2 separate regions of the Homo sapiens genome follow, and region 2 is linked to region 1. The links are chromatin contacts, found by Hi-C or POLR2A ChIA-PET in ENCODE. All regions are on one chromosome and are shown on one strand. Each heading gives the region's core, a stretch centred on a gene start or an enhancer-like site at or near the end of the contact. The rest is flanking DNA. Distances are from core to core; before and after follow the strand shown. Region 1 overlaps RPGRIP1 (RPGR interacting protein 1). Region 2 holds the start of AP1G2 (adaptor related protein complex 1 subunit gamma 2).

Evidence for each region. A loop is a pair of places that touch in the nucleus more often than their neighbours do. ChIA-PET counts read pairs that join two places held with the same protein, here RNA polymerase II (POLR2A). Pooled maps may share reads with other maps.
Region 2: a pooled map shows a loop between it and region 1 (2.7-fold over the local background). The contact joins the promoter of AP1G2 here to the enhancer-like site in region 1. A Hi-C loop is called at or near these places in 1 of 37 single-sample maps with no recorded cell type and 2 of 50 pooled maps. POLR2A ChIA-PET finds 5 or more read pairs at or near these places in 1 of 52 experiments (activated B cell).

The regions. Positions count from the first base shown.
Region 1 is chr14:21,307,044-21,312,246 of GRCh38, reverse strand. RPGRIP1 (RPGR interacting protein 1) reads right to left here. Exons shown (of 25, transcript NM_020366.4): 7 at 4,411-4,516; 8 at 1,640-1,663; 9 at 277-423. Among named protein-coding and RNA genes, the nearest start is that of RPGRIP1, 30 kb to the right of the region's middle. RefSeq lists enhancers at 2,854-3,013, 2,836-3,363. Within about 2 kb of position 3,391, at least 12 of the 41 ENCODE cell types and tissues checked have a DNase peak (open chromatin) inside an H3K27ac peak, as active enhancers do.
Region 2 is chr14:23,565,933-23,570,638 of GRCh38, reverse strand. It overlaps AP1G2 (adaptor related protein complex 1 subunit gamma 2), which reads left to right and starts at 2,848. Exons shown (of 22, transcript NM_003917.5): 1 at 2,848-2,900; 2 at 3,320-3,528; 3 at 3,953-4,077; 4 at 4,220-4,361; 5 at 4,479-4,575. The coding sequence starts at 3,325. JPH4 (junctophilin 4) reads left to right here. Exons shown (of 6, transcript NM_001146028.2): 6 at 922-2,601. The coding sequence ends at 1,005. It overlaps AP1G2-AS1 (AP1G2 antisense RNA 1), which reads right to left. Exons shown (of 4, transcript NR_110555.1): 3 at 3,217-4,706; 4 at 2,563-2,950. RefSeq lists silencers at 1,657-1,756, 2,746-2,795 and enhancers at 3,276-3,515, 3,546-3,635.

The DNA.
Region 1 (5,203 bases), core at 2,142-4,641:
AATGAGGATTTTCCAAAATAAGTCTTCACTGTTTCTGGGTTTCTACTGCTAGGGAAGCAGCAAAACATTATGAAAGAGCAAGGACTTTGAAAAACAGACATAAGTACAAATCCAAGCTTTCCCTCTAATGGTGTAATCTTAAGCAAATGATTTAACTACTCGGAGCTTCGTTTTTGTCATTTGAAAAAATGCAATACTCATATTGTTGCTAAGATACACATTCTAACATCCCTGAAGTTGAAATGTAGATGGTATCTTTCAACTATTATTATTTACCTCCTTCAGAGTCATCTGCAAGATAGACACATCTTCCAGTTGGCTCTTCAAGCTCACAGCCTTCTTGCTTTCTTCCTTCAGCTCTGCCCTGAGCTCATTCACTTGCTTGAGGAGGGCCTCATGGGCTGCACTCAGGATTCCCTGATTCTGGGTCAAAAGGAAAGTACCTCTGGGAATGGTCATATCACTCAGCACGAGTGGTCTCCAGACACCAGCAACCCTAGCATTCTCTAACAGATGTCACAAAGAATGACTTTGATTAATAGCTTATTACCTTTGTACTGTTCGTTAACCTTGTTTTTCACCCTAGCATTTCTCTGGAAGTATAATTTCCCTGGTAGGTAGGGTTTCCATTCTGGGCAATTGTAGTTCATCATTTGAGCTTTAATTTTCTTTTCTTGTATTTATTTATTTATTTATTTATTGAGACAGTCTCGCTCTGTTGCCCAGGCTGGAGTGCAATAGTGCTTGGCTCACTGCAACCTCTGCCTACCGGGTTCAAGCAATTCTCCTGCCTCAGCCTCCTGAGTAGCTGGGATTACAGGCATGAGCCACCACGCCCAGCTAATTTTTGTATTTTTAATAGAGACAGGGTTTCTCCATGTTGGCCAGGCTGGTCTCGAACTCCTGACCTTAGGTCATCCACCCGCCTCCGCCTCCCCAAGTGCTGGGATTACAGGCGTGAGCCACCGCGCCTGGCCCTTGAGCCTTAATTTTCTCAAGGTTCAAATTAATCCCTAGCTTTAAATTAGTTGCCACCTTCCAAAGCTGCCTTCACTTTCTAAGCTATTTGACTGCTTTTTTATGATGACTACGTTTGTACCTAGACAAGTGACATGTTAACTCCAGAAGTTCTGTGTGTGTTTCTGGCGGACTCCTCTGGTGAGGCACAGCTGGGTGGTCTCGTTTGGAACTCTGTCTTAGTGGTGATTCTTAAGCACAGACATTCACCTAGCTTCACATGCAGCCCACTCACAGTGGTGAATAGGGCCAAATATTTAAGACCATCTGAGAATACCTGCAACAACTTTGTTATATCTCATCACCTCACACATGCTAGAAGAATACTCTTAGGAAGTTTTGAGCAAATGCTATAATTTGCTCCAGCAATAGGCTTAAAAATACCATGCCAAATATTTCTCAACTACAATTTCATATTTCAATTTTTATGAAAACAGTGCAATAAGTATCTGTATCTTTTGATAATCATAATAGTATCATTTTTAACAGAAACTATATGACATAATAACATTGATTTAGTTAGCTAAATTCTGGTGTTATGTTACTTGGAGATGAACATAGATTTCTTTGGGTTTGATTATTCTGGTTACTAAGAAACAGAGACTCAATTCTCATTAAGTACCTTCTGGAGCAAGGTTTCGTATGCCTGGAAGAAAGAAATTATTATTATTTTATTGATTTATCAATTTCATGATATATTTATCACTGTAATATAATGCTTAACATTTTTAAAGACATTATAAAAATCCCACAAAACAAATCAATTTGTGTACTTGTTTACTAATTGTTGCTATTTTTCCCCTGCCCTAGCTTGCCAAGTAGTCTGTGACTGCAATCATTCACACCATTTCTCAAAAAAGAATGAAGGGTCATTTATTAACATTTGCATTGTACTTGGTGGATTATCCAAGAAAAATGTTTAATCTTAAATTAGGTACTGTTACTTAGCACACTTCAGAAAGATCTCTTCAGTTTTAGTAAAAAAAAAAGAATGATCATAACAACAGCTATAATTAGTTGAGTAGTTGCTATGTGTTACTATGTGTTTCATTACCTGCCACATCATGATCATTATAATCATTTCACACATATTATCTCATTTAATCCTTGTAGCAAATATGAGAGGTAAGTTTTCGTTTTTGTTTTTGAGACAGTCTCACTCTGTTGCCCAGGCTGGAGTGCTGCGGCACAATCTTGGCTCACTGCAACCTCGGCTTCCCAGGTTCAAGCAATTCTCCTTCCTCAACCTCCCAAGTAGCTGAGATTACAGGTGCCCCCCACCACACCTAATTTTTGTATTTTAGTAGAGACGGGGTTTCACCATGTTGGCCAGGCTGGTCTCAAACTCCTGACCTCAAGCGATCCACCCACCTCAGCCTCCCAAACTTTTTTTTTAAATTTATTTTTTATTTTTTAAAAAAGGTCAAATAATCTTGAGAGAGAAAAAAATTGATCATATCAACTTGCTTAAAACCCTTTCACATAGCTCTCTGCTGTTTGTAGGATAAAGTCTAAATTCCTAGCATGTTCTGTCTTTAATGACAACGAGAAAAAAAATTCTTAGTGTGTCCTTCATGACCAGACCTGATGTTTCTCACCTCTGCTCTCATGGAAAGCCCCCTCTTCTCTTACACACTTATTAACACAAGCTAATCTTTTAGTATTTCAGTATTTAACTCACAAATCTATTCCTTTATTAATCCTTTTCTTTTTTCTTTTTTTGAGACAAAGTCTCACGCTGAGGTGCCGTATCGGGATCTCGGCTCACTGCAACCTCTGCCTCCTGGGCTCAAGCACTCAAGCAATCCTCCTGCCTCAGCCTCCATAGTAGCTAGGACTACAGGCACACATCACGATGCCTGTCTAATTTTTCTATTTTTGATAGAGATGGGGTTTCGCCATGTTGTCTGGGCTGGTCTCGAATTCCTGAGCTCAAGTGATCCTCCCTCCTTGACCTCCCAAAGTGCTGGGATTACAGGCTCCAGCCACCGCACCCAGTCATTAATCCTTTTCTGATCTGGCACTGTTAAAGGAGTTATTAAAAATAATTTTAGGCAGATAGAGAGGAAAAGGGGTCCTTGGAAAGTTTTCTCGTCCTTTAAAGCAGCTCCAGAAACGTTTTTTGTCTAGCAGGAAAGCCCTGGCTCTTACAGCCGGGAAGGCAACCTTTGATATGCAAATACAGGTCTTTAGAAACTGGGTCCACCCAAACATGGCGATTCCCGCCCTTGTCTTCCTGTCCTTTCCCCGACCTGTACCTGGCAACATGGCCACCCCCACATATCCCCACGTGTGTAGAACATCATGGCGCCCTTCATTTGCATATTAAAAGACTAGGGTAGGAGGGCCAGTTTTTTCCACAGGCTACATGAGTGACATGCCTGGTCAAACCAATCCCCTGAGCCCTATGCAAATCAGACACTACCTCCTCCTGCCTACTCATATAAGCAGCCACTTTTCCCGGCACATGAGGTCTCCCCTCTCTGCTTTGGAGTCCTTCTCCCTCTGTCTCAGTACAGGGGAGCTTCTTCCGTCTTTCTTCTCCCTTGTTTCTTGCCTATTAAACTCTCCGCTCCTTAAAGCCGCTCCACCTGTGTCCGTGTCGTTTTATCTAATTCGCGTGAGACAAGAGCCCTGGTGTTCCTCCACTTATCAGCCATATCAGCACCTCACCCACTGGTGGGTCTGACTACTCTCTCTTTTGTGTCCTGCCCATACCCTGCATAGGATAGTTGAATTTGTTTACTTGTTTTCTCACTCCTATAAACTCCTTGAAGGCAGTTTTTTCTTACTTACCCTTGGAATCTTTGTATCCCAGTGCTTTGCAATTCCTGGTACTGGATAAATATTTGTTCAATAAAAGGATGGTGCTGACCTTACTTTGACCCTTGATACTCTATTTCCACCAATCAGATGTTAGTTTCTAATGTGTGCTAATGCTAAATATACTTACCTTGAGGGCTGTTGTCAGGCTTAAAAAAGATCATGACTGTAAATATCTGGGACAGAGTACAGCTCACAGAAAGTGCTAATTAAAAGGCTAGTTTCCTTCCCTTCCCTGTGACTGCTTTTGGCTTCCTAATTTAATCACATTCTGGTTGTGGTCTTCGTAGGGGACCGTAACCCTTACACAAGTTAACTCCACTTTATTTCACCTTAGCAGGCAGAGCTTGAGCCTTCCTCTTAATAGAGAACTAATGGGAAATACTGGGAAAAGCATAGACTCCGAGTTGTGAGGCTTGGATTTGAATATCACTTATAAATTGTGTGATATCACTTATAAATTGTCTTTCTGAATTGTGGCTTCTCATATTTAAAATGGAGAAAATAATATGAATCTCTTAATTGGGGTTTCCCCCCACCAAGAAAGCACAGCTGATGATGGCAACTCACCTCTTGAACTTCTGTTAATTGTGCTTTTGTCATAACCAATGAAGCATTTCTTTCATGTAAGAGCTTCTTAAGTCGAATCAGCTCTACCTTCTCTTTAATGGAAGCTCTGCAGAGAAAGGCGCTAAATTATTCTGTCTGAACATGGATAGAATTAAAGACATTTTCTCCTTGACTATGCCCTAGTAAGAATACCTCCCTCTTGTCTCTTGCCTTCCCGTCTTACCCACACTAGAACACAAGTATGTGGTGTATGTACAGTCTAGTAAATAATCTCCTTTCTCCCATTTCTCATCACGCCAGCCAAGATTTGATAGAGATCACTAACCTTAAGCTTATGTTATGAGAAAAGATAATAACTACTTTTTTAAATGATGGTGTTCATAATTTCCCACAAACCTTGCAATGTCAAGCTAGGTCTCAGCCGTTTCCTTAGAGAAACCAGTGAGGTTTGAACGTGCTAGAAAACTTAAAAAGAAGATTATGAACCAGGCACCGTGGCTCACGCCTATAATCCCAGCACTTTGGGAGGCTGAGGCGGGCAGATGGCCTGAGGTCAGGAGTTGGAGACCAGCCTGGGCAACATGGCAAAACCTTGTCTTTACTAAAAACACAAAAGTCAGATGGGTGTGGTGGCATAAGCCTGTCATCCCAGCTATGGACACTGGGCAAGAGAATCGCTTGAACTGCGGGAGGCGGAGGTTGCAGTGAGCTGAAATCAGCTTAGGCAACAGAGTGAGATTCTGTCTCAAAAAATAACAATAGTGGCCGAGTGCGGTGGCTCAGGCCTGTAATC
Region 2 (4,706 bases), core at 1,599-4,098, 2.3 Mb before region 1:
ACTTTGGGAGGCCGAAGTGGGCGGATCACGAGGTCAGGAGATCGAGACCATCCTGGCTAATACAGTGAAACCCCGTCTCTACTAAAAATACAAAAAAAATTTAGCCGGGCGTGGTGGCGGGCGCCTGTAGTCCCAGCTACTTGGGAGGCTGAGGCAGGAGAATGGCGTGAACCCGGGAGGCGGAGCCTGCAGTGAGCTGAGATCGCGCCACTGCACTCTAGCCTGGGTGACAGAGCGAGACTCTGTCTCAAAAAAAAAAAAAAAAAAAAAAGTAACTTGCCCAGGGTTGTAAACTAATAATTAATGGGAGAGCCAGAACATTTTTCCCCCGTTCTCCTTCCATATCATTTCCAGCTCTCAGTTTCCTACTCCACCCCCACCCCCACCTCCGCACTTTCTCTCTTTGGTGCCCAGAAATAAAAAAGGAAAAGATTGTTCCCTCCCTACCCTGACTCTCCCTCCCTCTCCCGGGAAGAAGTTGAAATAGAGAAGAAGGCAGAAAACCGGGAGAGGCGGAGTTTGCCCAGAACCCTCTACTCTGATTGGGCTCTAGGCCTTCTGTTTCCTAGCAACCACATCCTCACCCCTTCATCCCTCTGCCTTACTGCAGTACTGGCTGCTGCTGCCAATGTCTGCTACTAAGGCCAGGCACCTCCTGCCTGGGACACATGATATGCTGATGGGAGGGGACTAGAGGGAGGAGGTGGAAGGGCTGTCCCTGCATTGAAGGTGTCAGAGGAAAGGTGGGGCCCTGCCTGGGAGAAGAGGGGGTTTTGCAATCCAAAACAAATGTTGGCGATCCCCCTGCTCCAGGCTGTGCAGGGAGGTGCCTGAGACCCTTCAGCTCTGCCACCTCAGTCAGGGCAGGAAGGTGGGCCCTGTCCTCGGGGACTGAGTCTGCTTCCCCCTCTGTCTCTCTAGGGAGCTGCCAACCCCCTGGTGGTGGGAGCCGTGGCCCTCCTGGACCTCAGCCTGGCATTCCTGTTCTCCCAGCTCCTCACCTGAGGCTACTTCCTGGCCTGGTTCTGGCTTTGGTTGCGTGCCTCTTCACCCCTTTGACCTGCCTTTTTTCTCTTCTCCTCTTCCTGGCTGTGTTTTCTCCTATCTTTCTTTCTCTTCTTCCTTTCTTTTCTGTGCTCCTTTGTTTTTTTCTCTCGCTTTTTCTTTCCCTGTCTTCTTTCAGATTATCTCATTTCTTCTGGATCTGTCTCTGTATTCCTCACTCCCTTCCCCATCCCAACCCCTTCTTTCTCTAGATTGTTTACATATGAAGGGCTTTTCTCTCTCAGAGTTGCTGTCTTCTCTGAGACACACAAATCTAAGTCAGACCATTGCTCCACGCCCTCCCACCTTTTCTTTAGACCTCAACTTCGCTGCGGGTGGGGGTTTGGTGTCCTAAGGAGACTCCTGGAAGCTGAATGGAGAGGAGGAAGAAAATGAAGAAGGAGTGATTGAATGTCGGGCAAGGCACTGGCTGAGCTGCTGTGGCTCCCTAGCCTAAGGGGCCTGCTGTCCCTCTGAGGCCTAGTGAAAAAGCTGCAGGAGGTGCATCCTCCACCTCTAATCTTGGAGGCTATTATCTTACCTCCAAGCACTGAGCTGGGTTACTGCCCAATTCCATCCTTCCCTGAAGGAGAGAAGGGAAGTGAAAAGTAGAGTAACTCCCCAGCATTTCCCTCTTTTTCTCCTCATCGGCCAGCCCCTCCTCCAGCCCCCTCTGGTGGCATGCCATGCCAAGAGCAACGTGTAAAGGAACAGAGAATATCCAATGCAGTCAAGTCCACCCTGCCCAGACTTTGCCACTGACTTCTCCCACCCTTCTGTCTCCCCCATAATAGTTTATTTGGTTGGTCTGGACTCACTTGTGGCCTTTGATTAAATTCCTAAGGGGCCTGAAGAAGACATTTCTACTGCAGAGGGTTAGAGGCACTTGAGCAAGGCCCCCACATCCCAACTCTGGGAGTTGTGGTGGGAGGAGGCACTTCTGGGGGATAGGACCAGACAAGATAACAGGAGCTCACATGGAAGCAGAAGCTGTGACAAGTTTAGTAGTCCCAAAATGGGTTATATCCCTTCCCCCTTTACATCAGAATCTTGTGAAATGGGAAAACAACAGAAGGAGGGGATCAAAGATAGCTGATCTCACATGCTTCCCAGGCAGGGCAGAGGTGGGAGTCAAACCCGGGTGACAGGTGGGTGGAGAGCCCTGTTTGAGGTTGTGGCTGATCCCTCTCTGGTATTAGTTTTTCCCCTGGGAGCAGGAAGCCCTAGGAAGAGGGGACTGCAGGGTCCCCAGGGGATCTTTCCTCCCTCCCCTGCATGAGGCAGAGGCAAGCTGCCTGCCAACCCCCTCCCTCAAGGAATGGCCTTGCCCAGGAATGCCCACCACACATACCCTCTTCTTTTTTTCTAGTCAAACTCTTGTTTATTCCTTGGCTTGCCTCCCTCCTTCCTCCCCTCTCAACCTTTACTTCTGATTTCTATTTCATGGAATTTGGGATTGAAGTTAAACTACAACAGTGCCGCCAACACCAAGTCTTGCAGGAAAAAAATACAAAGAAATTTAACAAAAAAAATATATTAATAAAAAAGTTCAAAAAAGGGGGGGGATTGTCATCTCCTTTGGGGTGCGATGGCTTCAAATCCAAACTGAGGCTCTCCGGGTGGTAAGGATGTGCGAGGAGGCCTCTTGAAGAACTCCAGGCCTATCATGCTGTCTCTCCGCTAAAGCCTGAGGCCCGAGGTCAGAGGATTCAGGAAGGCTCTGCAGTCGGCCCAGGAGGGCGGGGTCCCGTGGTGGAGGCGGGGAGAGGGAAGGACCGCACGGAGCACCAACCCCTGCTCGGCCCCGTACCAGGAAGCGCTGGGGGGCAGAGGAGCGGAGTTGAGGCAGAAGCCAGGTGAGGCTGGAGTCCTGGGGTAGGCAGGCTGTCGCTGCCGCTGCCGCTGCCTGAGATGGAAATCGGGGGAGGAAGCTCGCGGAAGAAACAGCGGAGGGTCGTGGAAAAAAAAGCAATGGCTGAGCTAGGGATGGGGTACCAGGTAGGGGGAGGAAACGGTAGAGAGAAATAGGTGGGGCTCCCGCGCATGCTCAATAGGAAGGGGCGCCGGTGGGGTGCGGACGCATGCGTAGTGGGCTTCTCGGGCGGTGGGGTGGGCGCGGAATTTGGAGACCCACTTCGGGAAAGGTAAAATGCGGGCGCAATTTTAGGGTACCTGTGGGACCCGGGCTCTTAGGGTCTTGACACAGGACGGGCCTGGGCCGAAAGCCCAGGCACGCCCGACCAGAGAGTGTTTCTCCACTCCCGGACTCTGCCAGTCAGGATGGTGGTGCCTTCGCTGAAGCTTCAGGACCTCATCGAAGAGATTCGCGGGGCCAAGACTCAGGCCCAGGAGCGGGAGGTGATCCAAAAGGAGTGTGCCCACATCCGGGCCTCCTTCCGCGACGGGGACCCAGTGCACAGGCACCGGCAGCTGGCCAAACTGCTCTACGTCCACATGTTGGGCTACCCCGCCCACTTTGGACAGGTACTGGCCAGGAATACCTCCCTCCTGAGCTTGATGAAGGCTAGTGGGGCAGAGTCCCAGACTCTCTCACCTGTTTATGCCCTGGTTTTTTAAATTCTACAATTTCAGAGTCTTCACAGCCTGCACTGCAAACCTCTTTCCCCATTGCTACCCCTACTGGTCATCAGCTGGCCTGAACCCTTCATTCTCTGGCCAGCCTCCTTTAGGGCAGGCATCTCCTCCTCTCCGCTCCCATCCTCCTCAACTCCTAGTTCCTCCTACCCACTAACGCCTGAATTTCCTAAGCTTCTCCTCTTGTTGAAGGGAGAGTGATGAGATATGATGCCCCACAGGTTAATCTGGTTTTAAAGAGGAAGATGGAACAGGGATGTGAGTGTCTATGGTTTCACCCCTGCCTCTTCCTGGTCTGCCCCCTTCACTATAGATGGAGTGCCTGAAACTGATCGCCTCCTCCAGATTCACAGACAAGAGGGTGGGCTACCTGGGGGCCATGCTTCTATTGGATGAGAGGCACGATGCCCACCTGCTCATTACCAACAGCATCAAGAAGTGAGAGGGTTCTGGCAATCACTTGGAATCAGGGAGATGGGAGAGTAGGGACCTTGGAAATCCCAGGGGACTGCCTGTTGTGGGTATTGAAAAGGACTGATTTTCTCAGAGGTTTGACTGACCGTCCTCCCAAACCCTGCAGTGACCTGAGCCAGGGGATTCAGCCAGTACAAGGCCTGGCCTTGTGCACTTTGAGCACCATGGGCTCTGCTGAGATGTGCCGAGACCTGGCCCCAGAGGTGGAGAAACTGCTCCTGCAGCCCAGTCCCTACGTGCGCAAGAAGGTGAGATGGCGGGACTCCTGGCACGTGCTCCTGCACACTGCCTGCTGCGTGCTATATAGTAGTAGATGCAGGGGTCCATCTCCTCTGACCCCTGTCTGAGGCCCCTGACCTCTGCAGGCTATTCTGACTGCAGTGCACATGATCCGGAAGGTCCCTGAACTCTCCAGTGTCTTCCTCCCACCCTGTGCCCAACTGCTTCATGAGCGTCACCATGGTAAGGCTGTGGGGCCCCCCATCCTTTGCTTCAGGTCTATGGACAGAAGAATTGAAAATCGGATGGGAACCCCAGCTCACAGGAGAAGGGTAGTGCACACACACAGGCACACACGCAATAGACTCTCTTGC